Linked DNA regions of Mus musculus: all the other regions are linked to region 3. Evidence: chromatin loops called from intact Hi-C (ENCODE). Cell type or tissue: left cerebral cortex. All regions are shown on one strand. Region 1 has its middle 270 kb from the start of Tle4. Region 2 overlaps Tle4 (transducin-like enhancer of split 4). Region 3 overlaps Tle4 (transducin-like enhancer of split 4). Region 4 overlaps Tle4 (transducin-like enhancer of split 4). Region 5 overlaps Gm31594 (a long non-coding RNA gene). Region 6 has its middle 62 kb from the start of Olfr1505.

The links. Peaks named below come from ENCODE experiments on the same cell type or tissue, not always from the same donor. Only the 100,000 strongest peaks of a DNase experiment are listed, where the experiment ranks them.
Region 1: it touches region 3 in a loop (2.7-fold over the local background); 2 of 42 quality-filtered maps call a loop at or near these places.
Region 2: a loop joins it to region 3, with 2.6 times the contacts of the local background. A loop is called at or near these places in 8 of 42 quality-filtered maps.
Region 4: it touches region 3 in a loop (4-fold over the local background); 6 of 42 quality-filtered maps call a loop at or near these places.
Region 5: a loop joins it to region 3, with 3 times the contacts of the local background. A loop is called at or near these places in 6 of 42 quality-filtered maps.
Region 6: it touches region 3 in a loop (6-fold over the local background); 7 of 42 quality-filtered maps call a loop at or near these places.

What each region holds. Positions count from the first base shown.
Region 1 is chr19:14,868,405-14,873,404 of GRCm38, reverse strand. No RefSeq gene overlaps it. Among named protein-coding and RNA genes, the nearest start is that of Tle4, 270 kb to the right of the region's middle. In left cerebral cortex, no CTCF peak of the experiment used is centred here; a DNase peak (open chromatin) is centred at 2,043.
Region 2 is chr19:14,447,648-14,452,647 of GRCm38, reverse strand. Tle4 (transducin-like enhancer of split 4) reads left to right here. Exons shown (of 20, transcript NM_011600.3): 17 at 81-228; 18 at 434-584; 19 at 929-1,005; 20 at 2,807-4,576. The coding sequence ends at 2,914. Among named protein-coding and RNA genes, the nearest start is that of Gm8630, 14 kb to the right of the region's middle. In left cerebral cortex, a CTCF peak has its summit at 2,682; a DNase peak (open chromatin) is centred at 2,714.
Region 3 is chr19:14,592,237-14,597,236 of GRCm38, reverse strand. It overlaps Tle4 (transducin-like enhancer of split 4), which reads left to right. Exons shown (of 20, transcript NM_011600.3): 2 at 383-480; 3 at 1,584-1,647; 4 at 2,809-2,853. Among named protein-coding and RNA genes, the nearest start is that of Tle4, 3.4 kb to the left of the region's middle. In left cerebral cortex, no CTCF peak of the experiment used is centred here; DNase peaks (open chromatin) are centred at 838, 1,642, 2,422, 3,373 and 1 more place; H3K4me3 peaks cover 3,194 bases; H3K27ac peaks cover 1,390 bases.
Region 4 is chr19:14,504,148-14,509,147 of GRCm38, reverse strand. The region is part of intron 8 of Tle4 (transducin-like enhancer of split 4); the gene reads left to right. Among named protein-coding and RNA genes, the nearest start is that of Gm31441, 59 kb to the left of the region's middle. In left cerebral cortex, no CTCF peak of the experiment used is centred here; a DNase peak (open chromatin) is centred at 1,881; H3K27ac peaks cover 593 bases.
Region 5 is chr19:15,615,084-15,620,083 of GRCm38, reverse strand. Gm31594 (a long non-coding RNA gene) reads right to left here. Exons shown (of 5, transcript XR_386569.3): 3 at 1,868-1,957; 4 at 1,538-1,684. Among named protein-coding and RNA genes, the nearest start is that of Gm31594, 18 kb to the right of the region's middle. In left cerebral cortex, a CTCF peak has its summit at 2,370 (motif pointing right); DNase peaks (open chromatin) are centred at 2,034 and 2,375; H3K4me3 peaks cover 188 bases; H3K27ac peaks cover 335 bases.
Region 6 is chr19:13,978,384-13,983,383 of GRCm38, reverse strand. No RefSeq gene overlaps it. Among named protein-coding and RNA genes, the nearest start is that of Olfr1505, 62 kb to the right of the region's middle. In left cerebral cortex, CTCF peaks have their summits at 387 and 1,991 (motif pointing left); a DNase peak (open chromatin) is centred at 1,981.

The DNA of each region.
Region 1 (5,000 bases), 280 kb before region 3:
ATTCTCCCAATGTTTCCTGTTGCAATTAGCCACAACACGACTATGCTCTCCGACACTTAACTTTATTCATTCTTTAAACTTCATAAATCAAGTGTGTCTCAGAGAAGTTTCTATATGTATGAACACAAAGAAAATGTAAAAATCAAGTTAAAAACAATCATTCGGGCCTGCAAATGGCCCAGTGAGTGAAAGTAGCTGTTGTCAAATCCTCACAGCCTGTGTTCAATGCCCAGAACTCACTTGGTGGGGAAAAAAAAAAAAAAAAAAAAACAGCTCCTGCAAGCTGTCCTGACCTTCGCACAAGCCCATCCCCACAAGTAAATAAGAAAATGTAAAAATTAATTAATTAATTAAAAGCAGTCTTTCTTCAAGGTTTAACTTGTATTTCTTGTTGTTTGAGGAACACAAACACACACACAGAGAGAAAGACAGACAGACAGAGAAAGAGAGAGATACAAAGAGTTTGGGTGGGAGTGGGGCTTGATGATAGTAGCTCTATTCAGAGTAGGAGGCAGAAGAATGAGAGAGGAATAAGAATAAAAATCATTAGAATACTTTATATAAATTATAAGAAACTGTAAAAAAAAAATTCTGAACAGTCTTTCTAATATGTTGCCATCTTTAAAATTATTTAAAGGGAGAGTTAGGAACAGACATGAAAATGCTAATAGATGTTTGTACTCCCTGAGATTTTAGGTGACACCACTCTGCTCGTTTCTTTCCATGTTTTGATTTTTCTATCGTCTACATGTGCTCTCTGTGTTTATTTACTACAAATAAACTCTGGGTGAGACACACTGTAACCTGAGAAGCTAGAGGACGCATGTTGGAATTATATGAAAGAAGATGGTCTGAAGAGCGTTCTGACATGGCTTTCCAGTTTGTTTTGTGTCTTGACCTCTTAATCCCTTGTAGTCTCCTGTCTACAAAGTGAGGTAGGCTGTTTTCTAATGTGGTAAATTATAATGTACCCCGGTAGTGTTAGGGAGTTGATTACCAGGATCTAGAATGTTCTCATTCAAGCACAGTTAGATAATAAAACATGGAGAAAAAAAGGAAAAGAAGATACCATCAGGATCAGAGGACAGGGAAAAGGCTGCTGTTTGTGGGACCAGCATCCAGGCAAGGCAGATGAGCAAGGGACTGCCCCCATGCCATTCCAATCAGCCATGCCTTTCACATCACTGCTGGCTTTGTTGTCCAAATGTTAATAGATTTCCAGAGAGAGAATTCTTCTAGTTATTCATTTCTGAAAAATTACAGAATAATGGTTTACAATGTATTGTGGTAATTGCATAGGAAGCTAACTGCTATTTTTCTTAATAAGGTTGACCCTTTGAGGCCTGGCATGAAAACATTTCCACAAAAGGATGTGCATGGTCCTGGCAGGGTGGAGGAGGGGCATCTGTCTTGTTTGGTACTTCTGTCTGTCTTCTTTCCTTTTTTTTTTCTTTTCTTTCTGCTGCTATGACTTCTGCTACTGTGACTGCTATTTGTTTTTGTAATTGTTCTTCAAAGGCTTCCGGCAAGAAAGCTGTTCTAATTGTGCAAATCACAGAACAGCTGATCACAGAAACGGTCTCAAGTCATCTGTGCAACCACTGACTGAACTTTCAAACAAGCTGGGGGCGCTTCCCCCAATCCCCTGAGTCCAGCATCTGACAGTGAACATAAAGCAGCCGCCAAATGAGATACTGAAACAGTTGTGTGTCACTAAGCCAGTGATTTGATCTGAGCAGTCAGCAATCACGCTGCCCTGGGCTGCAGAGAGACTTGCACTGCACTGATGCAGGCTCCCATAGGCAGGCTCCCTGCCTGACTTGTTACCATGGTTTCCAGTGCAGCCTGGTCTAGTGAGAACGTTTGTCTCGTTGAAAGCAGTTAATGCTGGGTTCAAATCTACCCTCTGCAGCTAAAGTGACATGAACCAGGCAAATCACACAGAACTTGTTAAATGAAGCATTTCCTGTTGCCTTAAGATTCCAGTTAAAGCCCAAGAAAGCAGTTGGTACCTCCCACTGCTCATCCATGCAGAGCTAAGAGGTGGCTTTAAATGACTTGATGACTCATAGCTCATCACCACAAATGAGAGCCTAGGGACGAATTGAGGAGAATAATCAGTGTGGTGGGCAGGCATGGGCATCAGAATACTGTTGTCTAAGGAAATTCCTCAGGAGGGGAAGAACAGGATGTTTTCTACTGCTCCAGTTATTCAACAAATTTAGACTGTCCCTATCATGTCCCAAGCATATTCAAAGTACTGCAGACACAGTAGTGAAGACAAGCTATTTTCATGAGTAGCAAAGGCTCTCCTTGAAGGTGCAAGTAAGCTACCAGATTGAAGGGAGGCAGGTTTCTTATCGACAACCCCAGCCACACAGCTACCAGACACTTAGGAGCAGCCAACCCTTCCAGGCTTGAGTATGAAATAGTGTGAGTTTCTCTCTGAGCAAACTGAAGGCTGAAAAGGCATGTGGGTATGAGTTGACCATGCTCAAGGACAGTAGAGCTCCTTAGACCAAGGCATGAAGGATTCCTGCCTTAGACCTTAGACTCTCAAATCCTCTGCTCTTATGAAGGCATTAGTTTTAAGGATGGCGAACACAACATGTTTTATCAAACCATTTTTAACTTGACTTGGATGGTCAAACGGGCTGACTATGCAGTTTGGAGTTTTGTTTATACTTCTGCCTAGGGTCCCACAAATGTGAAAGAGACAGAGAGAGAGGAAAAGACACAGAGAGACAGAGAGAAAGACAGACAGACAGACAGACAGACACACACACACACACACACAGAGTTAGAATTTGGAACAGAAATATAAGGGGAGATTTGGCAGAGAGATAGGAGAATCAAAGTCAGAGGTGAAGTAGTGTCAGGGACAAAGACATGAAGAACACTTTAAACCCTTTCACATGGAATTTGGACATGTGCCTTAAGTGGTATTCAATTGCTAAGAAGCATAAACCAGCACCCTGCCAAATGCCACTGAGGTCTGCCCCCTATTGCTTCTTGTTGATTTAGCCCCAGAGAAAGAAGCACCAACAGAGCAATACTTTTCCTCACAGCTCTTTCCAGAGCCTGAGTAGAGACTGGAGTTGAGAAAGGAGAGAGGTTTTTGAATAAGAGGTTGAAGTTTGGTTAAGATTTAGTTGGATTTGAAAAACCCAGAAATTAGATTATCTGAATATCAAAGAGACTTGAAAAACTACAGGATTGGCAAAGTGTCTCAATGGGCAAGAATAAAAGATTGAACTTCAGGGATGAGAAGGTAGGAGGGAAGTCACAGGAGTCACTGATCTCCCTTCAGCACAAACCATCTCATGGGCAGAAGACAAAAATGCAGGCAGCACACACCAGCTCACACGGATGCTATAAATTAAAGTTGAAATCATCAAAGCAGATTTGTTTTGTCTCATAATGTCAGAGCGATTTTGGTCCATCATGGAAGGGAAAGTTTGGCAAAAGTCTAGTTCATGGTAGCAACAGTGTGTGGTAAAGGCTTTCCGCATTACAAACAGATCAAGAAGCAAAGAGAAAAGCAAGAACCAGGGACCAACCTACAACCTTCAAAGGCCTGCCCTCTCAACCTCATTCTGCCAGACAGGCTCACCTCTCCTAAAGGTTATTCAGTCTCTCTCTATAGCTCCACAAGTGGGAAATGATTGCTTAAACTATGAGACTATAGGGGGGAAATTGGGATTCAAACCCTAACAGGATTTTTTTTCTAACAAACATTTATTTAAAAAAATTATGCGCATGGGTGTTTGACCTACAGGTGTGTCTATGTGTGTGTCCAAGGAAGCCAGACAGAGAGCAAGATCCTCAGGAATTGGAGTTACAGATAGTTATGAACTGCCCTATGGGTGCTAAAAAACAAACTATGTTCCTCTACAGGACCAATTAAGTGACTCCTGAGCCATCTCTCCAGACCCCCCCCCCAATAAAAGCCAAGTAAATGAGTTATGCTTATGAAGAGTCATAAAGCCCTGAGGAGTGTGTAGAAGGTGCCATGAGATATTGTGGGACATCCAACAGATACAGGAGCTACAGATCTGCTCTTATTGATGGAGCAATATCTAACTGGAGACCTAAAAGACGAGTGAAGGGACCCAAAGAACGGCAACATTCTATGTCAAAGCACAGACGCAAAAGAGTAAAACAGGTGGTTCAGTAAAGCTGTAGGCCAGATCAGGTGAGGCAAATGTTGACTGGGCAGGGTGCAGAGCTTCGAGGACTATGAAGGGCCATTGACATCCTGCTAAATCCAAGGCACTGGTGTTTCTCCTGGCCCCAGGATGATAGTGAAATCTGAGACTGTCAGACACATACTTGTATTTGAGAAAAATCTCTTTCCTAGGAAGGTATATAAAAGACACAGTGTATTAGCTGCTTTCCTTGGGACTTGTGTCAATGTCCCTGACTTGGTAAAAGAAGTGTATGTTTGGGTTCACAGTTCAAGGGTATTTTGCCGAATGATGAAGCCATGTTGGCAGGAGCCTGAGGCAACTGGTCACATTGTCTTCACAGTACAGAAATGGGGTGAGAGGGGGTAAATGTCAGTGTTCATCCATCTCTCTCTCTTCTATACAGTCCTGGACCCAGAGGATGGAAGGGTGTTATCCACATTTAACATGAGCGTCCCACCTCACTTGGTCGTCCTAATCTACATAATCCATCCCATGCTTGTCTAGAGGCTTGTCTCCTAGGTGATTTTAGTGCCTTTTAAGTTGACAATGTTAACCATCACAGATGGCTTTAACTAGTGGGATAATGAGATCTATAAAGCTAAACCATGGGTAATTAGGGACATCTCTTAATTTTGACCTATTTATTCTCCATGCTCTGGGCACAGGTTGAGAAGGAGATTTTTGTGTAAGTGGTATATTTAGGATGTGGCTTTTGAAAATGATGGTGGAGTATGGTACAACATGAAACAAAGCAAAAGAATAAAATATTAGTAGCTAGGTCATAGCTATGGCAAATTGTCAGTAGAAATA
Region 2 (5,000 bases), 140 kb after region 3:
CTTGATCAGAAAAGAGTTCTCAGTAGAATTCAAGTAAGAACTAGCTTTTCAAGGGCTTTCCCTTCATTTTACGTTTCCAGGCAATTCCAGGGGCACACAGATGGAGCCAGCTGTATTGACATTTCTAATGATGGCACCAAGCTCTGGACAGGTGGTTTGGACAACACTGTGAGGTCCTGGGACCTGCGTGAAGGGCGGCAGCTGCAGCAACATGACTTCACCTCTCAGGTGTGGCCTGTGTGTGGGTAATGTGACCTATTAAAAGAAAATGTGCTGGCTTTGAATGTGGATCTCTTAGAGATCATCGCTTAGACTTGGTTCTTTCTGTACATTTTGAGTTTTGTTGATTTCCTCTATATTTAAAGAGTATACCTCCTGGTTAATAAGATAAGACCTTGTCCTCTGTAGCTACCATCATTTGTTATTCTTCCAGATCTTTTCATTGGGCTATTGCCCAACTGGAGAGTGGCTTGCAGTGGGGATGGAGAATAGCAATGTGGAAGTATTGCATGTCACCAAACCAGACAAATACCAGTTGCATCTTCATGAGAGCTGTGTGCTGTCACTCAAGTTTGCCCACTGTGGTAAGCAAACCCCCCTTTTCCAGTTTCTGTAAACTGAATGATTGCTTGGTTCTTCTTTTGACTCATTCCAAACCGAGTCTTCTATTTTGGCAATGTGTCTCTCTTGACAACTATATAGTTTACTTAACCATGCATGCTTTCCTAACAAGCTATGTAAATTCTTAGTCTTAGTCCACTTTATTCCTTACCACAACAATCAGTGACTCATAAAATTCAGAAGGTCGGTGGGCTTTACTTTTGAAGTGAAAAGATACTCTTATTTGTTATAAATGGAATGAATTTCTATATCAATTCAGCAGTCTATGAATCACATGACAAAGTAACACAAAGCCTTCTTCCTGTAGGCAAATGGTTTGTAAGCACTGGAAAGGACAACCTTCTGAATGCTTGGAGGACGCCTTATGGGGCCAGCATATTCCAGGTAATGCCTTGCTTGCTGAGCAGCGCGTGTCCTGTGAGCCTGCAGAGCTGTAGCCATGGCCTCTTCGTGCATCCTATGAGTAGTGCCCCTGCTTAAGTGCTTTGAAATTACGTTGGGGCACCTGACACCATTTCTGCCAGGCAGAACAAGACCCTGTCTGGGAGGGGGATTAGTTGCACAAGGGAGGGCCATCTGCTGAGATTTCTGATCTCAATATCAAAGCCTGAATTACCCATGACTCAATCCTCTAATTAGGGGTTTTAGGTCTTCTGTGGCATTTTCGTGTTTATGTATACATTTTCTGTTTTCAATCTTGAACATTTTGTGTTCATGAGTAGTATTGGCTCTTTTCAAATTCTTTGACTCACTTTCTGTTACCACTTCTTTTTTCTAAGCGTGTTCCGGAAAATTTCAAACTGCATTCATTTTATAAACGTCTTAGTAGCACAATAGAATTTTGTGTAGTTTTGGAAATTATTTGGGGGAAAAAAAACCTACCAGATTTAAGCATAGCACAAACACAGACACACACACACAAAAACTTTCAGGTCCATTAATGACAAGTCATAATAGAGTGGATTAATTGTCTGAATCCAAAACAGAGCACAATACAAGGTTGGTGGCATGGCATGACAGAGTAGCTGATGTTACTGTCATGACACTCATACCTGCCTTCTCCCCTTTCTTGTTTTATATGACACAAGGTTTCACTATGTAGCCCTGGATGGCCTGTAACTCACAGAGATCCACTTGCCACTGCCTTTGAATGCTGATATTAAAGGCATGCATTACCATGCCTGGCTGAAGCTTAAATTTTAATACTTGACCTTTTAGGTATACAAACTGAAAGAAAAAGATTAGACTTTATTTTTATTAAATACAAGTATTATATCGATGTATATACTGTCTTAGGTATTTTAATTATTAGCAATTGCAATAAAAAAAGTTTGACATGCAGTATATTAGGTACTTGTCTTACACGTGTGACTTCTGATGCTCCCAGTATTCTTGAGGGTCCTATTTTAAGCCTTGTCTGTGTGTGGTCTTCCCTCATCCCTTCATCACCCTTCACCTCTCTTCAGTGGAGTGTGTTTCTGTTTCCAACTATTGAACTCCTCTTTCCTGTTCTCGTGTTCTGTGCTAGTAGCAGTGGACATTGTGGCTCATGTCTGCCTTTAGTTGTTAGGCCTGTGCAGTGCTTGCCGCTCTGTGGTACCGCCGAGAGCCAGGCTCCCTGTCTGTGGCAGCTGAGGTCTTGGATCTTGAATGTCCTACTTGCTCTGTACTCTCTAGTGAAGAAAGGGGGGTTGTTTGTTTGTTTGTTCTTTTATTTTATTGTCTGTATGCTTGTCTGTTGACCAGGTTGTATACCTGGTACTTGAGGAAAGCAGAAGGAAACCCCTCCCCCAAACTGGAGTTTAAAAACAAACAAACAAACAGTTATAAACTGCCATGTGGGCTCTTGGGTTTGAACCCATGTTCTCTAGAAGAGCATTCAGTGCTCTTATCCAGTGAGTTCTCTCTCCAGCCCCAGGAATAGAGTTTAAAGAACTAGGATTTGCCTCATTGCAGAGCCCGCTGACCATTGAGTTACCTCTCTTTGATGCCTCAGGACAGGAATCCTTAGCCTAAGCTAAGGATGATGTCCTCCTGCCATGTCTAGGAATGTTGGTGCTGCCCTCTATCTGCAGATGTACTTGGTGCTCTGGGGAGCACTTTGGTTGTACATCTGCTCAGCCACACCCACCAGTCCTGCTGCTCAGTTCCTCTATGTGACATTCTTGATATGTTTCTTCCCTAGTCCAAAGAATCCTCATCGGTGCTTAGCTGTGACATCTCTGTGGATGACAAGTACATTGTCACTGGCTCTGGGGACAAGAAAGCTACGGTTTATGAAGTTATTTATTAAGGACAAATCTTCGTGCAAACTGGACTCCTCCTCATAGCACTTTGCGCTGTTGTACTTTTCTGTTCACCCCTCTCCCATTCTAAAACCAAGGATTTCCAATACTCATTGCAGTTGTGGAGTTTAATCCCTTCCCATAGCCCCACTTCCTCCTTGCTATTGAATTGTGAATACTCATTAAGAACCTGTGATACCAAATCTTCAGCTATCGTCTTGGAAGAACATGGAATACCTAACAGTGAATGGAATCTTTAATTATGTATTATATCTGTAATATATTTATTTTGTTTAAAGAAGGCTTTCTAACAATGACTGACTAAATAAAGCTGTCCGCTCCTGCATTGATAATGAAGGTGCATTGTATTTGATGCTCCACCCCTCCCTTTTGGTGAGGGAGGGGAAAGGAAGGTTTAAAATAACTGATTTAAATGTCACTAAATGTAGACTATTGACTGTATAGAGATGTGAAATGTATAATTACACACGGAAGCAATATGTTGCTGTGTTGTTATGAGGTTGTTTTGTTTTATTTTCTACTTATATTAAAAACATTTGGAAATTTGGCTGTTTGAACAAGTAGAATATAACAGGCCAAGTACTATTCCTTTGAGTCTATTTGGGCAACTTTAACCAATATGTCTATAACTTTAGATTACATTCAACAAAAATAATTAGATGTTTTTCTTTTTTATTTTTTACTTGTTGACAAGTATCTTTGTAATATTTTTTAATTCCTTTTTTTATTGTATTATAGACAGATCAAAAATTAAATTGGGCCTCAAAGAGAGAACTTAATTTCTTCTAAATATTTTTGCCAAATTTCCTGGCAGAGGAAGCTGTGTGTCTCTGGGCAGTTGTGATGCTGTGAGACATGGCAGGCTGTTTTGTGTCATGCTCTTTAGGAGCTGTAGGTACAGGAGGACTGCTTGCCTACCGCTGTGCAAAGCAAGTCTTTCCCACACAAAGGCCAGCAGAGGAGGGTTTGCAGAGCCCACCCTCTGAAAGCCACAAAGAAGAGCCTCTCCCGGGATGGTGGCTTGCTTTATTTACCTCTGGTTCTTTCCATGTCTTAGTTGGATGTCCCTGAAATGGACACAGGCTGTGCCATTGTGCCAGAAACATTGTGTTATCTTTTATGTTGTTGTTGTTGTTGCTGTTAAAACTATAACATGTGACTCCTTTTTTATTATTATTTTTTGTTTGAATGCTTTAAAAAGATCTTTTAAGTCTGTGGATCTGCTGATGTACAGTGCCTTTGCTGCTATGGATCAAAATCAAGAACTGTGTAGATAAACTTTATTGTATAAGTAGAAAAATCACTTAATTTCATACTAGAAATGGATGGATGCTGCAAGCTGAAATGGACTGTCATTGACGTTCTTTGTGTGGTAGCAAAAAAAATGGTGTCTTAAGTGCTTAGTGTTTGATGTCATTAACAGTTTCATAAAACTCTACAGTGTAGAAAGATTTTGATACTAAACTGTGCATTGTACATAGTTCTAACGCATTGTGTTGGCCACCAGTACTTCTATGATGGTAGATTGTTTGTGCATTCAGACTTTTAAGCATTAAACATAAATAACTTCTAGAATGATTATTTTCTAATTATTTTTGCTAATTGCTTTGTCTATGCCACTCCCTATATTAAAATCACTAGTTATATTCAAGTCAGATTGTTAAGTACTATGGGTTTTGAACTGTTTCTTTTTTTTTTTTTTTTTTTTTAATTTTTCTTTTGAGATAACCCAGAAAGCATGAAAGAAGTTATGGAAGGCAGGTGGTTGCCAAGTATTTACTGAGCCTCTCATTTTGTTGACAGTCTTTCATCTAGAAGCAGTCCAAAACTCTCAAACTTGAACCATTTAGATTTTTACTGTCATTCTGGTAAACTAGCCACTTAAAGCTACTTAAACTTAACTCTTGGAACTAATTAATATTAGAAACCTTTTTTTGCCAGTAATACAGACTAAATTTCAAGTGCTCAATAGCTCCACAGGAGCTAACAGCTATTGTACTGGACCTCACAGATTTTGGTAATGTTTCCCACACTGTTGTGAATGCTCTGGAGCTAACACAGCATTCAGAATTT
Region 3 (5,000 bases):
CGCGCGGCTCTCCCGAGGGGGGCGAGCCGGGCGGCGCGAGTCTGCGGGGTGGAGGGCGCCGGCGGCCACAGGCCGGACTCGCTCTGCTAGCTGACGGCCGCTCGACGCCATGGCGCGGCTGCCTCCGACGGGCCACTTTCGATTCCGGGTAGGGAGGGATGGGAGAGCCGGGCCGGGGGCTCGGGGGTTTGGGGGGTGACGGGGGGAGGCGGAAGCCAGGCTGAGAAGCTGAGCCGAGGGAGGCCGCCCGGAGGCACCGGGACCCCAGCAGGCGAGCGAGAGGCGGGAGCGGCGCGACCAACCCCCCCACGTCTCGGACCGCGGGCTGTCCACCCCCCACCTGCGATGTGGGCTAATTAAATATTTTATTGTTGTTCTTTAGGCACCGCATCAGCCTGCTCAACCCTTCAAATTTACAATTTCAGAATCCTGTGATCGGATTAAGGAAGAGTTTCAGTTTTTACAGGCTCAATACCACAGGTAACGATATTGACTTTAGCTGATCCTTCTGTTTGCTTAGCTCTTGTCTTACCCCCTTCCAACACTACCCCCCTCCTCCCCCACCCCCCCACAAAGGTATTACCATTTCCCCCCTGTGGGCAGAAAAGGCAAGTCAGGGCCTCTTTTTCCTTTAGGCAGGTGTAAAGAAATTAAGCATTTTCTTCTCCGGTAAACAGAAAAGGAAGCAGAACAATCGAAACTGGGGAGACTTGGAAAACGCTGAGGCCAAACTTTCGATATTGATTTATTGGGTCAGGAGGCTGGAAGGTTGGGAAGATTCTGGGGCCCTTTGACTTCTTGCTTCTTTATTACTCTGGGCTGCATTTCTTCCTTCTACCATCATGGCATAATTTAAGAGCCAGGGAGTTAAGCAGTGAGCCATTTCATTACTTTTATTAAAAAAAAAACAAATAATAATAATAAAAACAGGACACCCCCCCCCCCCAATGCTTTTGTGTTCAACGCTCTTAGACTTGGAGTGCTTTTGAAACATGTTTGTTTCACCGGGTCCTTAATGATGCAGAATTCTTATTGCAAGAGCCCAAACAAGCTGCTGGACCAGATCAACACCTCCCACCCCCACATGCTATTCAACTTGTCTGTATTTTTTGGAGGGGGAAAAACAATTTGTCAGGAGACCGTGTTGATTCTGATTTTCATTAACCTCATAGAATATTAATGATAGAACCTTCCCTGTGGCATTTTCATGGACCTAACTTTGCTTATATATATATATATATATAATTATTAGCGATGTTTATTTCCTTGTTTTAGTAAGTGAATTTAGTGAAGAATAGTCAATTCTGGGTGAAGTCTCAGAATTCAATTGGGTAGAGGGTTTATTTCTTTAAGACATAAACCCCTCTTTCCCAACCCCCACAGTTTAACCTTATCAAAGAGGCAAGTCCTGGCTGGTTCTTGTCACTCCTTCCTCTCTCCTCCCTTTCACTAGTAAAGTGCTGTTTGATACCATTGATTTGACAATAGGAGGTGATGATTTAGAGGAAACGACGTGGATTTGGAGTTGGAAGGATACGCGTTAAGTTCTACACTGTACTTAGTTGATTTTATGTCTTGAATAGTCTGAAGCTGGAATGTGAGAAGCTCGCCAGCGAGAAGACAGAGATGCAGCGGCATTATGTCATGGTAAGAAAACTGTGTCACAGATTCAAAGTGCTCATTAGCTTGGGAGACTGAAAGCAAGAATACGTTTTAAATCGCTGGAGGCTGCAGGATCCATCACAGTGGCCCTGCCAGTGTTGTTGAGGCTGTGGGTATGTGTCCATTAGCAACCTGTAATTCTAGGTGGTTACAGCTTGGCTTCGACAACCAGCTTTGATTTAAATTTTCAAAAAGTTCAGTTGCGTGGGGTATAATTTTCTGTGCTTTGTTTTTACAGATTTTTACAAAAGTGGAAAAAAGAACTCATTTATTTTTTTTGTTTAGTCAGAAGCAAAATGTTTTTGTTAGTGGTTTTCTTTGTTGTTTTATTGCTTTTGCTCCAGTTGTAACCAGACAGCTTTCCTATACACTCTTAACATTGCATGCACTGTATGCCTTTTAATTAATGATTCGGATAGGAAATGACACCAGACCCCTTCTCAGAAAATTTCCCACTCCTCATGTTAATCTGTTTATATTTTTCTGTGCATGCCTTCAATTTCTATAGTGTTATTTTGGTTCTTAGGAGCGCTGATTTGAGCTGCCAGATTTTCTGTACTGTAGTTACACGCCCATTCAGACAAATCAAATCTATGTTTACAGAAGTATAATGAAGCATTTTTATGATTCAGAAGTATGTTTGGGGTTGAAAGAGCTTGCAGGCTGGTGCATTAATTTCCTACCCAGTTCCTCTGCTTTGCATGTAAGAGTGAGTAGTCCACTCTAAGCAAGAAACCGAACTCTGAGGAAACATCACCTTTTTCCAACAGTTCTTTCAAAACCTCAGCATTTGTATGAGATGCTTCTGCTGTGCTTAGGAATTAGGAGTCACGTGGAACCAAATTTTCATGACTTTTTCAGTTCATTTGCTTATGATGTAGAAAGACAGTTGTACAAGTTAAGAATGCTGCGTTTTAACATTTTTATTAGTTTTGAGAGTTTTTCTCTTGGGTGTGTCTTAACATGGCCTCTAGTGTTTTAAAGAGAGCAGCAGTTGGGCATCCTTTTTATTTATTGACTGGGGTATTTTGGTTAAGGTGAGGTCTTTGTGCTAGTTGCCTTGTTTTCCATGCATTCGGGCAATTTGAGTTTACTGGCGAGATGATTTGAAGGATACAGGTTTAATTGCTTCTCCTTCTTTGACAGTATTATGAAATGTCCTATGGGTTGAACATAGAAATGCACAAGCAGGTAAGTTATTTCTTTATAATCATTTTATGTGACAGTCATACTCATGTACTTTGAAAAGAAAATTGTATATTTTGTGATTTTTTTTTTTTCTTTTGTACATTTGAGATGTCTACCTATATCTTAAAAGACTTGGGGGTGAGTAAGAAGGCAAGTCTTTTGTGTGTGGTTCCTCTTGTTCCATATTATCCTAACTTTTGGAAATTTAAAATTATTAACTCAGAATGCGTATTAAACTTTTCTGCACTTTCAAAAACAGCATGCAGAATGTAGAATGTGTATTGTCTTTTTGTAAAGAGTTACCTTATATATTTCAGGCATCAAAATTCTCTTATGAAAGAACTTTCCTTGGAAAGTATTAATGAATAAAATTGTAAATTGTGTGAAACCTTTCCTGTGAAAGAACAGAGGAGTGAGCTGGGAGGATCAGATGAAATCTGCAGAGCTATAAAAGAAATTGATGTAAAAATCTGTGCACTAGTCCCTGGAGCCTACTTAGTAGATCTTACCAGGAACTCTGGCTTCGACTTCCAAAATTTGTGCAGAGTAAATGAACCTGATAGGAGGATGTGATTAATGTTAAGCCCTGGGTCTTGAGATCTAGCAATTACTTTGGGGTTGGGGGAGAGCGCATTGGTATAGGTATATGTGACTACTATAGCTGCTACAGGGTTTTGTTTTTGTTTTTGTGTTTTTTTTTTTTTTTTTTTGTTTTTTGTTTTTTGTTTTGGCTAGAGACCAAAAAAAATGATTTGGTTTAAGTTCCCTAAATGGAAAAGATAGCCATATGTATGTATGTATGTATGCATGTATGAATGTATATGTACACACACACACACACACACACACACACACACACATGTAAAATGCTATTTAGCAATAATTCCTTTAGGAAGCATTTCTTTGAAGTCATCTCCTCATGAAGGACTTCGGGTCTCATCACCCATTTCAGAACAGATAACATGTATATTTGCCTGCTGAGAAAGAAGCGATGGACAATTTTCTGTTTTCCATGTCTTATTTATTTGTGGTCAGGGTAATGTATGTACCTTCTAAGATTAAGAAGTGTGAGATGACTAGGTCATCAGGCTGTAAGGATTCTTTTAACTTAGTTATTTTCTACATGGTCAGAATGCACCCACATTAGTAGTTCATTAAAAGACATCTCTTGAACAATAAAAGCAACCAGATAGTATTTGAAAAAATAAAGTTGGGAAAATTACAACAGTATTTACATTGGTGACTTTATCTCAAGTTCTGTTTTACTCTGTATGCTATTTGGTTGTGCTGATGTTAGCATATTATATACGGTATATGATAATACATACATGTTGGAGTTTGAATGGCACATACTTACATTTATATTTTAGTATCTTTGCCATTTCTGTTTAGGTTAGTCATACATATACTGCTTAAGCAAAATGTATTCAGCTTAGGAGTGGACTCCCTTTAGCTCTACCTCCCAGGAATATTGTTACCTGATTACAGTCTGGATCTTGTAAATACTTTTGTTTGTTTGTTTGTGTTTATGTACCTTCCCAGAACTAGTTTCTCTAAAGGATGGACGGGGTGAATGCCCCTCCTTTTCCCCTTTGTATCCTTTCCTCCCCTGACCACTTAGTCTCACTTGGCCTCTGGCTTTTCTTGGGCCATCTACACCTGGAAGGGTCACATATCTTTATGTATTCATTTTGGTGTTGGGTAGATGTGAGAGCCTTTAAGTTTACACATTTTATATGACTATGAATTTTGTCATCTTCTTGTTCAACTGGCCTCAGATACCATCCATTTAAAACTGAGTAGAGTACACTTTGCCTGCCCCCTCCTCTTGCTTTTGAATTCAGTCATATCAAGAATCCCCAGGGCAGTTTATCACATTATGAAATACAGACAGCCCTGCAAACCACCTACTTATTATATTTTCTTTCTTTCCCCGCCTTAAGCGCAGAGGCAGATCTGTCTTTATTTGTTTTCCTAGGCAGACAGCCTGACTTTCTCTTAGCTGCTCTTGCAGATGCACTCGCTGGATACCCTTGTAATGGAAAGGAGCAATAATGCAAGGAAGTTGCCCCGAGGCATAATTGTGCCTATTTCTCAAGATCGGTTTAGGCTTATTCACTTATTAGATTTGTGTCTCAAAGGGTTCAAGA
Region 4 (5,000 bases), 88 kb after region 3:
TTAATTGATCCCTGCCTCCAGGCATGTAAGCTGTGTGAAATGTAACAGGTGCCCTAATTCCAGAAAATGTGTTGTAATTGTTTGTTTGTGGAACAGATGAATGAATGTCTGTAGGGCACAGCTGGTCCTCAGGTGGTGAGCATGAGTGGATTAATGATGTGACGGGGGAGTCACGCTTGTTTTGCTGCACTTGCCTCCACCGATTGCTGAAGCAGAACAAATATTAATTAACAGGGTAGGCTGATTGTCAGATCTGCCTTCCCTAGCTGATTTTGCAAAGGTAGTTTAATTCTTTTGCTCCTTAAACCAACAGTTGCTAGACATTTTCATCTTGATGCTTATTATCTCTAATTTTTTAATTAGAATGCATTTTTCTCTTGAAAATATATAATAAATTTATATTTAACATTTAAACAATATTTCGGAGGAGCCTAAGATTGAAGTGTTATGCTTGGCACTTGAATTTCAAAAGCATTTACTTCTCAAAGTATACATAATTTTTTCTAAAGAGTATTTCCCAAGTATTACTTACTATGTTTTGTGTTAAAAATACTCATCTATTCAGGGTGGAGGAAACACAAAAATGACCTAGAAGGACACTTAGTGTGTCTCTCTCTCTCTCTCGCTCGCTTCTGTAATACTACTTTTCATCCTTCATAGTTTGCTCTGTGGTGTAGTGTGTAATAGTTCAGATATCTTCTGGCTTAGACAGCCCTCTGCATATGGGGACACCACTAACAAGGATCATCAGCACTGTTAACTTTGGACATGCATAGTCTGTGTCATACTTAACCGTTCCCATGCAATGGTCTGTGAGAAAGCAGAAGAGAATTGGTAGGCTCAGGAACAAGTGATAAGGAGTTTGCTGAGGGCTAAGTGGTACTTCTCAACAAGTTTTTGCTGTAAATAAGCTTGCTGCTGCTCATAGAAATAAAATCATCTCAGGATTGATACTGCTTAGTCAGATAATGCAAGTCAAAGTGTTACAAGCACTTAGTATTCCAAATAGTAAGGACCATTTGTCATCAGAACTAACCGATGTGGCCTCTATTTCCACATTTAGTAAGATGTAGTACTGACAATCCGTGTAAGTCACTGTCTTGTGTTTCTGACTTAAGCAATGCCTGTTTGGTGTTAATTTTCATTGGTGGTCAGTACCACTCTGATGTTGGTGTTTGTGCCTAGGTTTGTCACTAGAGACCAGAGCAACATGTCCTCTTCTTTCCTCACACTGTTTAGTATTCCATTCCCTGTGCACTCATCAGATGTTCCTGAAAAGCTTATGTGTTTCCTGTCTCAGTCTTTACTGAACTGCAGGAAGTGAGATGGACATAAAAATCCGTAAGTGTTCTGGGAAGTGAGAGTTCAGAATGTGGATAGGGGAAGTGTGAAGAATCCTTTCACATGGAAGTGGACTCATTATATAACTGCATCACATCCTGAAGGATTCTTCAATTTTCTTCTTTAACTTGGTACTTTGTTGAGACCCCGATGGTTCAGACCCTTTGAGGGCCGAGTAAACAAGCTTGGATGTGGATCGCCCTTAGAGAAGTGCCTCTGGTGGGCTAATAACCCCACTTTGTATTTAGTCCTCCTTAGGGTAATCTTAATTATTCTTGAAATTTGTGAAAATTCTGTTTAGCTTTTAAAAACACTTCTGTTTCTTGAGTGACATTTGCCCCTTTGAAAAACAAAATAAAATTGGAAATGCTAATGTTTTGAGCCAGCTAAAGGAGGAAAATAAAAATGTCACCATGGTAACAAAGCTGCTTTCTAGATGGTTTCCTAAGATATGCCTGAACTAGAGGCAGATGTCTGATTTGAGAATCTTGCCTCCTTCAATGTAAACAAATAACTTCTAGGCAGGTGTTGGAAATAATATGGAAATCCTATTAAGGGGCCTTGGGTTCCTGTCAGTCAGGAAGCCTGTGCCACAAAAGAGCTGGTTGTCACATAAAGGAGCAGAGTAAATTCTCATTAGGCTTGAGCTTTTCCCAGGAAATGATTGTCTCCTTGTGTTTTTTTTTCTCCTGTGAATCTGAATGTAAGCTGTTGCTTCTATTGATCTATTCACTGGCTTTTTTTCCCCTCTTCATTACAGATCTTCCCTGTCCCTGCCAGCCCATATTCTCCCCTTCACCCACTACTTCCCTCCAGATTAACACTTGATCTCTTCTATTGCCCTGGGAGTTGTGACATTTGTGATTTTAACCTCCCAACCTGGGGGTTGGGGTGGGGTGGGGTGTTCCTGGAGGAGGAAGTGCAGCCTGCTTTACAAATAGCCAGGCTAATTGGATGGACTCAGTGCTCAGGGCTGTTTGAAACCAGCACAAACATATTGTGAATATATTTTCACAAATTAAGCAATATTTGAACTATGAAGCTGCATTGTCCAGTACTGTAGCTGCATGAATCATTTTTTTAAACTTAAATTAGTTAAGATAAAAATATAAAACCCAGTTTCTTAGTTGCACTCATCACATTTGAAGTACCCAGGGGAGACACAGAATGCATGGCATTGCAGGACGCTCCCTCTTTTTTTTTTTTTTTTTTTTTTTGTATTTTAAAATTACTATTATTATTATTAGATATTTTCTTCATTTACATTTCAAATGCTATCCCCTTTCCTATTTACTGCTCCAAAAATCCCCTATACCAACCTCCCCCTACCCCCCCCTCCCCCTGCTCCCCAACCTACCTACTTCTGGCATTCCACTTAATGACACTGAAGAGATGGGCCTGATTAGGCTTAATGGTTCTGCTATTCCATCTGGCTGAAGCAGATTGCTGATATTTAAAAGCATGGTCTCCCTGGTTGTATAGAAAGTAAGGGCCATGCTGGGCCTGGTAGTGGAGGCCTCTAATTCTTGTCACTGAGGAGACTTAAGAAGTTCACCCCATTCAAGGCCAGCCTGAGTAACTAGTGAGATGATTCCAAAATAGAAAGTAAAAGCTAAGCTGAGCTGGGCTGGGCTGGGCTGGGCTGGGCTGGGCTGAGTGATAGAGAATACTTGCCTGGTAGGCTTTAGGGTTTAGGGGACAGAACTGAGGGAGAGAGTGAGAGAGGGAGGGAGGGAGGAAGCCAGCAGGCAGGTAGGCAAAAGGCAAGTCAGAGGGTGGTCAAAGCTATATGCGTATTGCCTTGGTGGTCAGTGCTGGTGTGGTGGGCTGCACTAATATGGTGATCTCCAAACTGGTATAGGATTTTATTCATTTATATTTTGGCCATGAGATCGGATGATCAATTTAAAGGAGTTTTTCCTGAAATGGAGCTGTAAGATGTATTTTCATGGTTCAGTAAAGAAATCTATGGCACAGGAAGAGTGGGCAGTGTCGGAGGTTATAGGGAGGGGTGCTCTTTATACTACTTAAAAGGTTAACAATGTATAAACACAAAACAAGGCTTCAGAGAAGCCACACGATTATTATGCAGCATTTCTTGGGCTATAGTCCCTGAGATGCACTTCATAAAGCCAATAAAGCTCACACTGGTGGTCTTCTGTTGCCCTAGCAACGGACCATGGGGCACAGTGTATGTGAAATGCATGAACATCTGCGAATTAATCTTTCTTGGTTTGTTCTTTTCTTGGCACTGATTGGGCCACTTGGGCTTGGGCCTGTGACACTGAGTGTGAAGGGTAATCTGGAGCTGTCCCCAGGGCCTTCCCCTGAGTGGGTGGTGAAGGGAGATTTATCCAGGTAGTATATGCAGGAGTAGAGGGATTTAGCCTGACAGCACTCTCAGGGGGATGTTATTAGCTTACTTTCTGGTGGCATGTGGAATTGAATAATTTTTTTTGGCTAGTAAATCTGGACATCGTTGAGTTCATTGGGCTGCCCTGAAAAAATAATCTTCAGAGAAAATTGAAATAATCACTTGTGTTTATACGAGTTATCGAGACTTGAAAGCTCTGAAATTAACTTGTCCTTGGCTTAGCCCTTGCCCCAATATTGGACTATTAGTGGTCTGAATCAGCTTTCTGAATTGGATGGTTCGGCTGGGTTTTGTTTTAATAATAAAATTTGGTAATTACCTAGTGTGACCTTATTTTCAAAAATTTCAGAATACGCTAGTGATGTTTTTGCCCTCTGGAGAAAAAACTGTAAGCAAGATTAGGTTCCCCACCAGCCATCAGGATTGACTTCTTTTGCACAGTTCTTCCTCTTTTACACACTGCACACACCTTCTCTTGCTCTTCAGACTGCACAGTTCTTCCTGCTCTTAGAAATGTAAATTGTTCTGCTCCCCCTGGTCGCTGTCAATTCCTTTGCCCTTCCTTGTTTGCCACCTCTGCCTCTTTCCTTCTCCATAGCCTTTCCTATGGCTCCTTTTGGGGAAAAATAAAAGAATGCTGTGGCAGGAAATTCTATCATGATGGAGGTAGGCTTTCTTTTTTTCTTTTCTTTTTGAGAGTAAAACATTTAGTAAATACATGAAGACAAGAATCGTCACAGTCGATTTGACTTGTTTAGCACTATTGAAGGATATTTGAGAGTGAATTAGTTAATTCTTTCAGGTGAAATATCTTCTTTTGTATCAAAAAAAAGCATACATGAGATAAGGTCCTTATTTTTGTGAGGCAACTGGTCAAAAGTTGCTTTAACAGTTCCTGACCTTTGAAACCTGATGACATTAATAGTTAAACTTGATTTTCTTATTTTATTTATTTATTTATTTATTTATGATTTGTCATCTAGCAGACAGACTGTACTGTTTCATTGGCTTATTTAGTAAAGGTTAGAGATACTCTTTACATAAATAAACTTTTTGTAGAATCAGCAAAACAAGAGGAATATGGAGACTTTGATCAGTGTCACTTTCAGGTGATTCTCACTCAGGTTTGGCTGTGGGGAGTAACCATTGACGCTTCCCCACTTCTCCACCTGTAGTTCAGACGGCCTCCTCTTTCTTTCTAAAGTGAGCAGCTTGGGTTATTGACTTGAAGCCAGCCTGAAGAGTAGAACAGTTACAGGAACCACAAGATACCATTAGAAGGAAG
Region 5 (5,000 bases), 1.0 Mb before region 3:
TGATGCTCCAGGGACCTGGTTCTTCCAAAGACAAGAAGCAAACAGGCCAAACCCAAAATACAGAAATCCAGTCCTCTCAACTGGAAGTAGGATTGAGATGAATGGAGAGGTGTTGTTTCTGGGAAGTAGTTTGTGAACCCAGTTGTGTTCCTTTGAACCAGGGTGTTGGGAGAAGGCAGTGATGGGGTGTTTACTTCCTTCTTGGAGATGGCTGTGTGTGTCCTTTCATTGACTTGCATATGACAATTTATACTGTGTTGTTCCTGCGTAACTGTGTCCCCTGCTGCATTCCTGTCTCTTGCCTACTACTTTCCTCTGCGTCTCAGTGTCTGGATTACGTCTGGCCTGCTTTGCCCAGGTTTTCTTGTCTACTAAACAGCTTGCTGGACCTAGCTCCTGTTGGTGTGAAAGATCCATTCTTAAATGTTGAGAAACATTGTGAAGTGGTTGTGGATAGCACTTACCACCAACATTAATAATTTGTAAACCTTATAGTTAATGAAATCACATTAAAAAGCAAACAATATGTATCTAAAGCTCATTTTCTAAGTATTTACTTTTGGGGCTATTTGGTCTTTATTTACACTGCAGAAACAACTAGATCAGTGTCTCTCCACTTCCTAACGCTGAGACCCTTCAATACAGTTCCTTATAGTGTGGTGACCCCCAGCCATAAAATTATTTCATTGCTACTTCATGACTGTAATTTTGCTATGTTGTGAACTGTAATGTAAATATCTGTGTTTTCTGAGGACCTTAGGTTGTTTGACTCACCCCACCCCCCAAAGGGGTTATGACACTAGAGAACCTCTGTACTAGATAATTGTGGACATCTCTTTCTGTTTTCAGACTGATGTAAATTGTAGCAATTGACCACATGGAAATTGGCAAATGTTGAAAGCAATCCCCCCTCCCCCGCCCTCCTTCCCGCCCTCCTTCCCTCCCTCTCTTCCACATGCCAATGAGTTGCTTACTTCCAGTGAGCAATTCTCTCCATTAAAAAAGAAAATGCTGTCAGCACTGCAATGGGGGCCAGTGGGATTGCCCAGTCAGTAAGAGTAAGGGTGCCTGCTCCTAAGCTGATAAATGCAGTTCCATTTGCAGGACTCACATGGCTACCAGAAACTGTCCCGCCGTCAAAACACGCATGCGCGCATGCGCACGCACCCCTCCTGACACATTCGCACCTCATCCCTATATAAATACATAATCAGTTCAAAGAAGCACTTGGACAGATTCCTTTCTATTGTCTGAACCTTGTCTGACACATGTAGAAAATTATTTAAATAAATGTTTTCTTTTTTTGTTTTCAGTATCATTTTCCACATTCAACCTTACACACAACGATGAAGCAATAATAGAAATAGAAGTCCCTCTCTTTATTTCGGAAAATAACTAAAGAGCCCCGAAGATTAAGTGCTTGTGGAAGTTCTCGTAGTGTGTTGTTGAAAAGCAACACGTGCTTTTCCAGGTGATGCCAGGATCCGTGAGATTCATGTTAATATTTCTAACCCGACAGAGAATCCACCGGACTTACTGAGGTCGCCCAGGACATCTTTGAGGTCTGAGTTCCGAGTTGATGATTCATGTACTGCCTTTGATTCGATTTTCACTATGTTTTTTTTTTTTTTCTTTCCCCTCATGGTGCCATGGTGGCTAAATGATATCTATAATTGGAAATTTGCTAAGAAAAAAATTGCATAGTTTTAAAATAGTGAATTGATTTTCTGAAAGCCAAATTCACAGTCTAAAAAAAAAAACCAACAAAAAACAAAAAGAAAAAAACACCCCCCCCAAAAAAAACCCCAAAACCCCAGGGTCTAGGCTGCTATGACAGGGCTCCACTGATGAAGGCCCTTTAGCTTACCACTTTGTGTGTTAATCAAAGTCCACACGGCTGTGGGATACAGAAGGAAGCTGATGCTCGGAAAGACGACTTTCTTCCTTTCCTTATGTGCTTGTATAACACAGAGAAAATGGATTTCATTTGGAGAAACAGTGAATATTTCATATTTTCCCTCATGGGGAAGCATCAATTTCGAAAGTGTGCTGAGATGGCTTAGAATGTAAACATTGCTCGTATAGTTTCCTATCTTATAAGTTTCCTTTTGTACTCTGCTATTAAAACATTATGAGAGAATACTGATCCAATTTGCCTACATGGATACATTTACATTGATGTATGATAATTAATTATAAGTTAACGTATGCACTCACAAAATATTTTAAGGTAGTATAATGATGTCTGAATTGATATCCGTGCACAGCCCCTCATTAACATTACCAAAAGTCAGATGTGAGGAGACAGGAACATACTTTGCAATAGTATGCCAGCAATCCAAGCAGGCTAAGAGTGCAATACTCATCTGTGACCACAAGATGCCGCTCAAGCCGTTGTGAGTTAGGTCTTTTGTTACCAGCAGAGTGACATTTCCATTTATTTTTACATGCTCGCAATTATATATTAAAACTCATGGTGGGTGGGTTGAAGGAGAGGAGACCCTGACTCTTTTCAGCCTGTGTGAGGAAAATTGATGAATAATTTCCTTAGGTTTTCACAAACCAAGGCTGAGAATTCAGATACCATAAAATTGTTGTACCCTCAGTTTCTGGGTTGCTGTGTCTACATGTCCACACTGGCCCTGCCTGCCACACAGTCTTTTACATATAGTCAGTCAGCTGTACCATCTGCCCCAGAACCAAGTAATTTCCTGCCTACCCTCACTAGCAACATATGCAACACACTGTTTCTCTAATATACAAAATGTCAAAAGATTGCTCTAAGGTGCAAACAAGTCATCAGATGTCTATGTTTCCACGGCAATTAAATAGTCACAACATGGCAGTCCAGAGAGAAAGCTTCCAGAAGTCACCGTGTGCAAAGGCAGTCACTGGCTCTGGGTGACGTTATTTATCGCTCTAGTCCCTGTCTGTGGCAAGAAAACGAAGTCCATGAGGTAAAGACTGGAGATGCTGCAGTCTCTTGCTTTCCTATCAAATTTGCCCTACATTTAAATTTAGACCTTGTAGTTTTTGACATCAAATGGAGGGAAGATTTTTCTTACCTTCTCTCTGATGTCTAATCAACCCTATGGCTGACTGTAAGGCAGGGTGGCCTGTGATTCAAAATATTTACTGGGAAGTGGTAGGGCCAAAATCAGACAGGAAGCAGGTGTGTTAAATCCTCCAGGAAAATAACTTCTCCCTTTTCTCAAATTAATTTGGCAACAACAGAGCTGATTTGACCCTTAGGTGGCATGGTTTCTGGACCATCGAGGAATACTCTTTTGCATATTAAAAACAGTCTCCTTTTAGTGTAAGCTGCTTAGTGACCTTTGGTCTCAGTGGGCTAAGCAGAGGGTTTCAGGATGGGGAGCTTGGAGATCAGTGGAGGCAAACAGGAGAACCTGGGTGGTGGTGGACACAGAGAAAATCAGCAGTAGAAATGGGGAGGGGAGGAGGACGTATCTACAAGGGGCAGCGTGGAGCTTGTTCTAGGAGAAGCCCCGCAGAATGTACCGTTTTGCCTGTGAATACTCCTTCAGGCTGGATCGGATTGGTGGTGTGAGCGGTTAGCTAAGGCAATTCAAAAGTGAATGGAAGGATGTATTCTTTATTCTTGTTTTCATATTAGTCCCTGCTCCATACATCCTTGGCCAATATATCACCCTTTTTTCCTGAATTCTCATCCCCTCATTCGTCCTTGCAAATGTCCTGTTCAACTGCTCTCCATTTTTATACGTAGTAGATGCCAGGTACTCTGGATTTGAGGATGAAAAACATTTCAAAAGCTTTTCAGATAACCATGGAACTATTATTCAGAAAAAAACATCCTTTTCTTTAAAATGTTAGCCTGTATAGTGGAAATTTTAAATGTTTCTATGTTTAGTATAAATAATATTAGAAAGCATTAATGTTTTAAACCTGTGATTCTCATAGTTCCAGGAACTACCCAAGGATTTGGCCAGCATCTAGTTCAGTGGGTCCAAGGTGGGCCTAGACGCTATGCTTTTCTCACTTGAGGAATACTGACCTGCTGGGACCACTTTGACGGACAGGGCTTTATCCTATGCTATTGTATGGCATGGTTCTAACAGGAAAAGAGAAAGTGCTTACTGTGACAGGGGTCTCTAATAGTTTAGGAGAGGTGTTGAGACATGTCACTGTGAGACTCTGGGCAGGGACTCTGTTGCTGAGGCACCGTTTCCTGTTTCCCGCCGTCTGATTGGCAGTCTTCAGGAGCACACATGGTGTCCAGGGCACCAGGATGCAGGTTTCCTCCTAAGAGAGGAATCAATCCTGGCCTGCATCACTGTTTTGAAACATCACAACTGAAATGGCTTTTATGTTGCTAAAAGAAGAAGAGGAGGAAGAAGAAAAAAGGCACAGCTTTTGAAGGGGAAAAATAGTTTTCCGATAACCCCCATTAACTACAGGGGTCATTGTGGCAGAATGAATGGGGTTAGAAATCTGCTAAAAGCTGCAGTATATGGTACGCGGTGACTGACAAGCCTTTTGCTGAGTAGTTACAAATGGGACTAATGGTTTAAACTTGTTAGTCATTGTCAGAGCTCTGATCCTCGAGTCAGCCATGGAAGCTATGGCAGAAATCGATAAGGCGCCACTTTCCGCAGTGAACTGCTCGACCATATAGATTGCCTGAAGGGAAATGCTGAGTTCCCTCCCAGGCTGTCAGATGAAAGCGGGCAGCTAAATCTCCAGGAAGATTGACCACATTGCTCGGGGCAATTAGGCCTTTCACCACTTTGAGCAGCCGATTATAAAGGCATGGGGAAGGGGGCAGAGGCCAGAAGCCATCTTGGAGCCTTCTGAGCTGGTGGGGCATTTCTTCCCTCCTGGGTTAAGACTTACATGTTTGGGGTTGCCGCTGGCCTGGCCCCTCCTCTTTCCCTGTATTTCCTTCAGCAGCTGCAATGGGAGGCCAGGCAGCCGTAGCCCTTGGTTGCTGATGGACTGTACCGGCAGCTGAACTCCATCAG
Region 6 (5,000 bases), 610 kb after region 3:
TATTATTGTTAGTGTTAGGTCTAGAGATATTTTAGGTTTATTTCTACGATGAATGTGAGAATTAGTTGTAGGGTTTGATTTATATCACTCCAAGGTCAATGTGAAGGCTATGAATGGTTTCAGGTGTATTTATAAGGATAATATTAGAGTTAGAAGTAGGATTATTGCTAGAGTTAAGGCTGGGAGCAATATTGGTATTTATTTCCCCCCTGATTTTATGTTAGAGCTAGAGCTAGGTTCATGGTACATGTCAGAGTTAGGTTTGTCATCAGGACTAGTGTTAATCTTGGGGTTAGGGTTAGAGCCAGGTTTGTGTTTAGGGTTAGGACTGGTGGCCGAGCTAGGAACAGGATAGTTGATGGGGACAGGTTAGGATTTGCTGCAAATTTTGTGTAACAGCTCCATTTAGTGGTAGAACAATGTTTACGGTTATTTTTAGACTTCGTTTTAGGTTTCAGACTGGGGATATAGTAACAATTATACTGAGTGCTCATGATGTGTTTAGGGCATTTGAGCTAGGATTTGGTAGGTAGTCACACTGGATGTATGATTAGATTTAGGATTAGGATTAGGGCTCAGGTTGGGACTAGGGTCATAGATAGGGTGAAGTTTAGAGTTAGAACTAAGACAAAGTTAAGGGTTAGTTTTAGGGTTAAGGCTAGAGTAAGAGCCAGTGTTTGGGTTAGGTTTAGAGACTTGTTTCTTGTCATGCTTAAGGTTATGGATATGGATTCTGGATATAGACATAGATGTGAATATGGCTTTTTTGGTTATGATTGTAGTTAACATTGGTTTTATAATTAAGATGCCAAGATTAGCATTAGTGTTACTGCTTGGAGTGGAGCCATGGTTAGTTGTAGACTTAGATTACGTTTAGAGCTAGGTTTAGGCTTAGGTTTCAATCCAAATTACATTTGAAGTGTTTGATGGCAAAATTTTGTTATGTATGGTAGAGGTTAGTGCTGGTTTTAGGACTAAGTTTAAGGATGGTGCTGGGCGTATCATGTGGGTAAGTGGTTGTCTTAGGGTTTTAATGCTGTGAACAGACACCATGACCTAGGAAATTCTTATAAAGGACAACATTTAATTGAGGCTGGCTTACATGTTTAGAGATTCAGTCCGTTATCAAGGTGGCAGCGTGGCAACATCCAGGCAGACCTGGGGCTGGAGGAGCTGAGAGTTCTACATCTTGTTCCAAAGGCAGCTAGGAGAAGAGTGGCAGCTAGAACAATGGTCTTAAAGCCGACATCCACAGTGAAATATCTACTCCAACAAGACCATACCTACTCCAATAAGGCCACACACTTCCTAATAGTGGCAAGCATATACAAACCATCACAGTGGTATAGTTGGTGTTAACATTTAGTATACCATTAATTTTAGAGGTAGTTTTACTATTTGGGCTAAATATAGGCTTTAGACTAGTGTTAGGTTTGTTTGTTTGTTTGTTTTTGCTATGGACTGATTATGGCAATTGTATGGTTATAGATAGAGAAGGTAGGGCTTGTGTTAGTCTCACTGTTAGTGTTAAGGTTGAAGTTAGGGTTAGGGTTAGCTTATTATTAGTGTCTGGCAAAGGATAGAGTTTTAGTTTTTTTGTTTTTTTTTTAATGTTACAATTAGACCTAATGTTAGAATATAGTTAGGCCTTGCTAGTGTTAGGGTTAGGAACAGTTTTACATATATTTCTAAGTTTAATGTTAGTGTTAGTAATAGGAACAGGGATAGAGTTAGGGTTAGGGTCTGTAATTGGTGTTATTTTATAGTTTAGTTTTAGAGTTAGAGGCAAGCTTATGGTTAAGTTTAGGGGTGGTTTTTGTTTTTGTTTACTTCTTTTGTCTGTTTGTTTAATTTGTTAGGATTATGGTTAGTCTGTATGGCTAAGGCTAAGTTTAGGTTTATGGTTAGGACCAGTGTCAGAAGCAGTGTTTAGAGTACAGCCTTCCTTTAGAGTTTGCAATAAAGATAGAGCAACACCGCCACCTAGTGCTAGAACTAATATTAGCATTTGCGTTTCTGTTTTTTAATTTTAATCTACAAATGTGTTTAAAATGGACCTCTTGACTTTAAAAAAAATTAATCACTTGACTTTTTAAAATACATTTTTCAAAGAAAAATTGTGGGTAGTGGGGGGTTGGGACATTCTCGTGGAGACAGGGGGTGGGGAGGAGGTATGGATGTGGAACAGTCCGAGGGTGGACTGGGATTGGGGGTGGAGGTGTGTGAATAAATCTGGAGTGTAAACAAACAAACAAAACAAATGTATGCTACAAAAATAAATATTGCATCAATCTTGCTGTTATAAAAATTATGTAAAATATATTATGACCTTGATTTCCTCTCTTCTATATATCTTTCTAACTTTCCTCCACTCAACTCCACAGCCTTTCTCTCTGTCTGTCTCTGTCTCTCTTTTTCTCTCTCTGAAGAAAATTTGTTTTTGTTTGTTTTCCTGTTTGTTATGGTTAGTTGTTTACTTGGTTTTACTGTTTATGCTGTCTGTATGTTTAAAATGTGGTTTAGAACTGCTAATACATTTAGGGCTATTGTCTAAGCCAGGGTTAGTTTTGGGATGACACGTAGGTTTTGGGTTAGTATCGAAGTTATATCTCAGTTTAGCATTAGTGTTAATTTTAGGTTTAGGGCTGGCAGTAGGACTTGATTTACGGTAGGATGAGGACAAGGGCTAGAATTAGGACTTCATTTAGGGTTAAGACGAGGGATAAAGACAATGTCTGGGTTAAGTGTAGAACTTGCGTGTTATAAGGGTTAAGTTTATGGATAAGGTCAGGGCTAGTTAGGTTATGGTTATGGCTTTGCCAGGATTAGTGTTACGGCTATGATGGCATTTATGGTTAATTGTAGGCTAGGGTTAAAATAGGTTTAGATTTAAACGTACAAATAAGTTTCTCTGAGGATTAAATTTAGAATTTAGGGTCAATAGTATGTGAAGTTTATGATTTAGTTTACAGATGCAGTTTGGTTTATCATTATGGTAATGGTTACAGTTAGTGGTAGCAAATTGTTCGGTTTAGTTTTAGAGTATGGGAAATATGTAGGTTTTAGGTTAGGGTTTGGCTTGGATCTTAGAAGAGTCATGTTTAGGTTAGGTTTAGGGTTAGGGTTAGAGGGTCTGAGGTAGACAAGATTAGGGTTCAAGTTAATTTTTGGATTTGGATTAGTGTTCATTTTGGGGACAAAGTTAGTAGTAGTCTCTTCTTCAGATCACTGCAGGGCTGGTGCTAGGGTTAGGGTTATTGTTAGGATTATACCTGGATTAGTGTCAGGGAAAGTTTTACTTTTTTTTTCTAAGTATGATGTTTGAGTTTAGGGTTAGGGTTAGGGCTAGGGCTAGGATTTAAGTTATTTCTAAGTTTAGAGTTAGAGGTAATTTTAAGGTAGAAATTCAGGCTAGATTTGTCGTTAGGGGTAGTGTTAATCATGAGGTTAGTGTTAAAGGTAGGTTTATATTTAGGGTTAGAATTGATGGCTGGCCAGATTAGCAGTAGAAGCATAAAGTTATTGTAAGTGCTACAGTTAGTATTAGAACTCATTTAAGTTTTGTTTTTGATCTAGTTTAGGGTTCTGGTTGGAGTAGATTTCAATTTCTTTTAGGGATAAGTCTATATTTTGATCTAGTGTTTGATCTGTGGCTAAAATAAGGGCGTAATCAAGGGTATGGCTTAGTTTTCAGTTAGTTCTTAGTTAAGTATTGTGGAAAAGGTTAGAGACAGTGATATGACTGAGATTGAATTATGTTTTTTTAAGGCATAGTTTTAGATTTAGACTAGGGACAGAGACAGTGTTTGGATCAGGTGTGGATATTAGTGTTATGGTTAAGGCTATGGCTAGGGTTAGGGGTAGGTTTTGGTTATTGTTATGATTACTGAGAGGGTTAGAGTACAGGTAAGGGGCAGATTGCAGTTATGGTTACTTGTAGGCTTAGTCTATATTAAGAACTCGATGTAAACTTAACAGTGTTGTTATATGAAGTAGATTAAGGTTTGAGGTATGGTTAGGGTCAGTGCTAGAGTTAGGTTTAGGAATAATATTAGGCACAGAGTTTAGTTTTACATTAAGAAAATGAACACAGTCTTAAACAGTGATGCATCCAGGCATGCAACATGTGGCTGAGACCGCACCACCTTGAGGAGTACCTACCACCTCTCAGACTCAACACCTGCCCAGAGTTGGGGCAGGTTGGCTGGGACATGATGCTAGCTGTAGACAGTAGAAGCCAAGGCCTGGAAGTCCTGAGAAAAGACATCACTGAAGACCTCTGAACTGGTAATATAAAACAGAATGGAAAATTCCCAAAGAAAAGAGTTTAGAGATACATAGATACAGAGATAAATACATAAGTTTAGAAGCAATAAAAGAGAAAAAATCGAAATGTCTTGTAAGTACACTTAGACACTAAAAAGGGGGAAAGATACTGAGAGTATACAGTGATGAAAAGAAATTTTAGGTTAAAAAGTAATAAAGTAAAGTCTCCGATGGACGGAGAGAGGAGAAGTAGGTATGTGCATAGACACTGAAGCAAGGAAAGAAGCTGAGTGTAGACAGTCACAGAAAGAAATATTAAGTTTGAAATGAGTAAAATGAAGTCTCCAAATGAAAGGAGTTAGATTTAAAAAAGAAAATATTTTTATGTGAATATATGTAAAGAACTCAAGAAGTATGACTCCAAAAAAAGTAACACAATTAAAATACGGGGTAAACAGAATTCTCAATAGAGGAATATCAAATGGTCAAAAAGCACTTAAGGAAATGTTCATCATGTTTAGTCATCATGGAAATGCAAATCAAGCCAACCCAGAGATTCCACCTTACACCAGAATGTGTAAGATTCAATCTCAGAATGGCTAAGATTAAAATCTTAAGGCACAGCATATGCTGGTGAAGATGTGGAGAAAGGGGAACATGCCTTCATTGCTGATGGGATTGCAAACTTGTATAACCACTCTGTAAATCAATCTGACAGTTTTTCAGAAAACTGG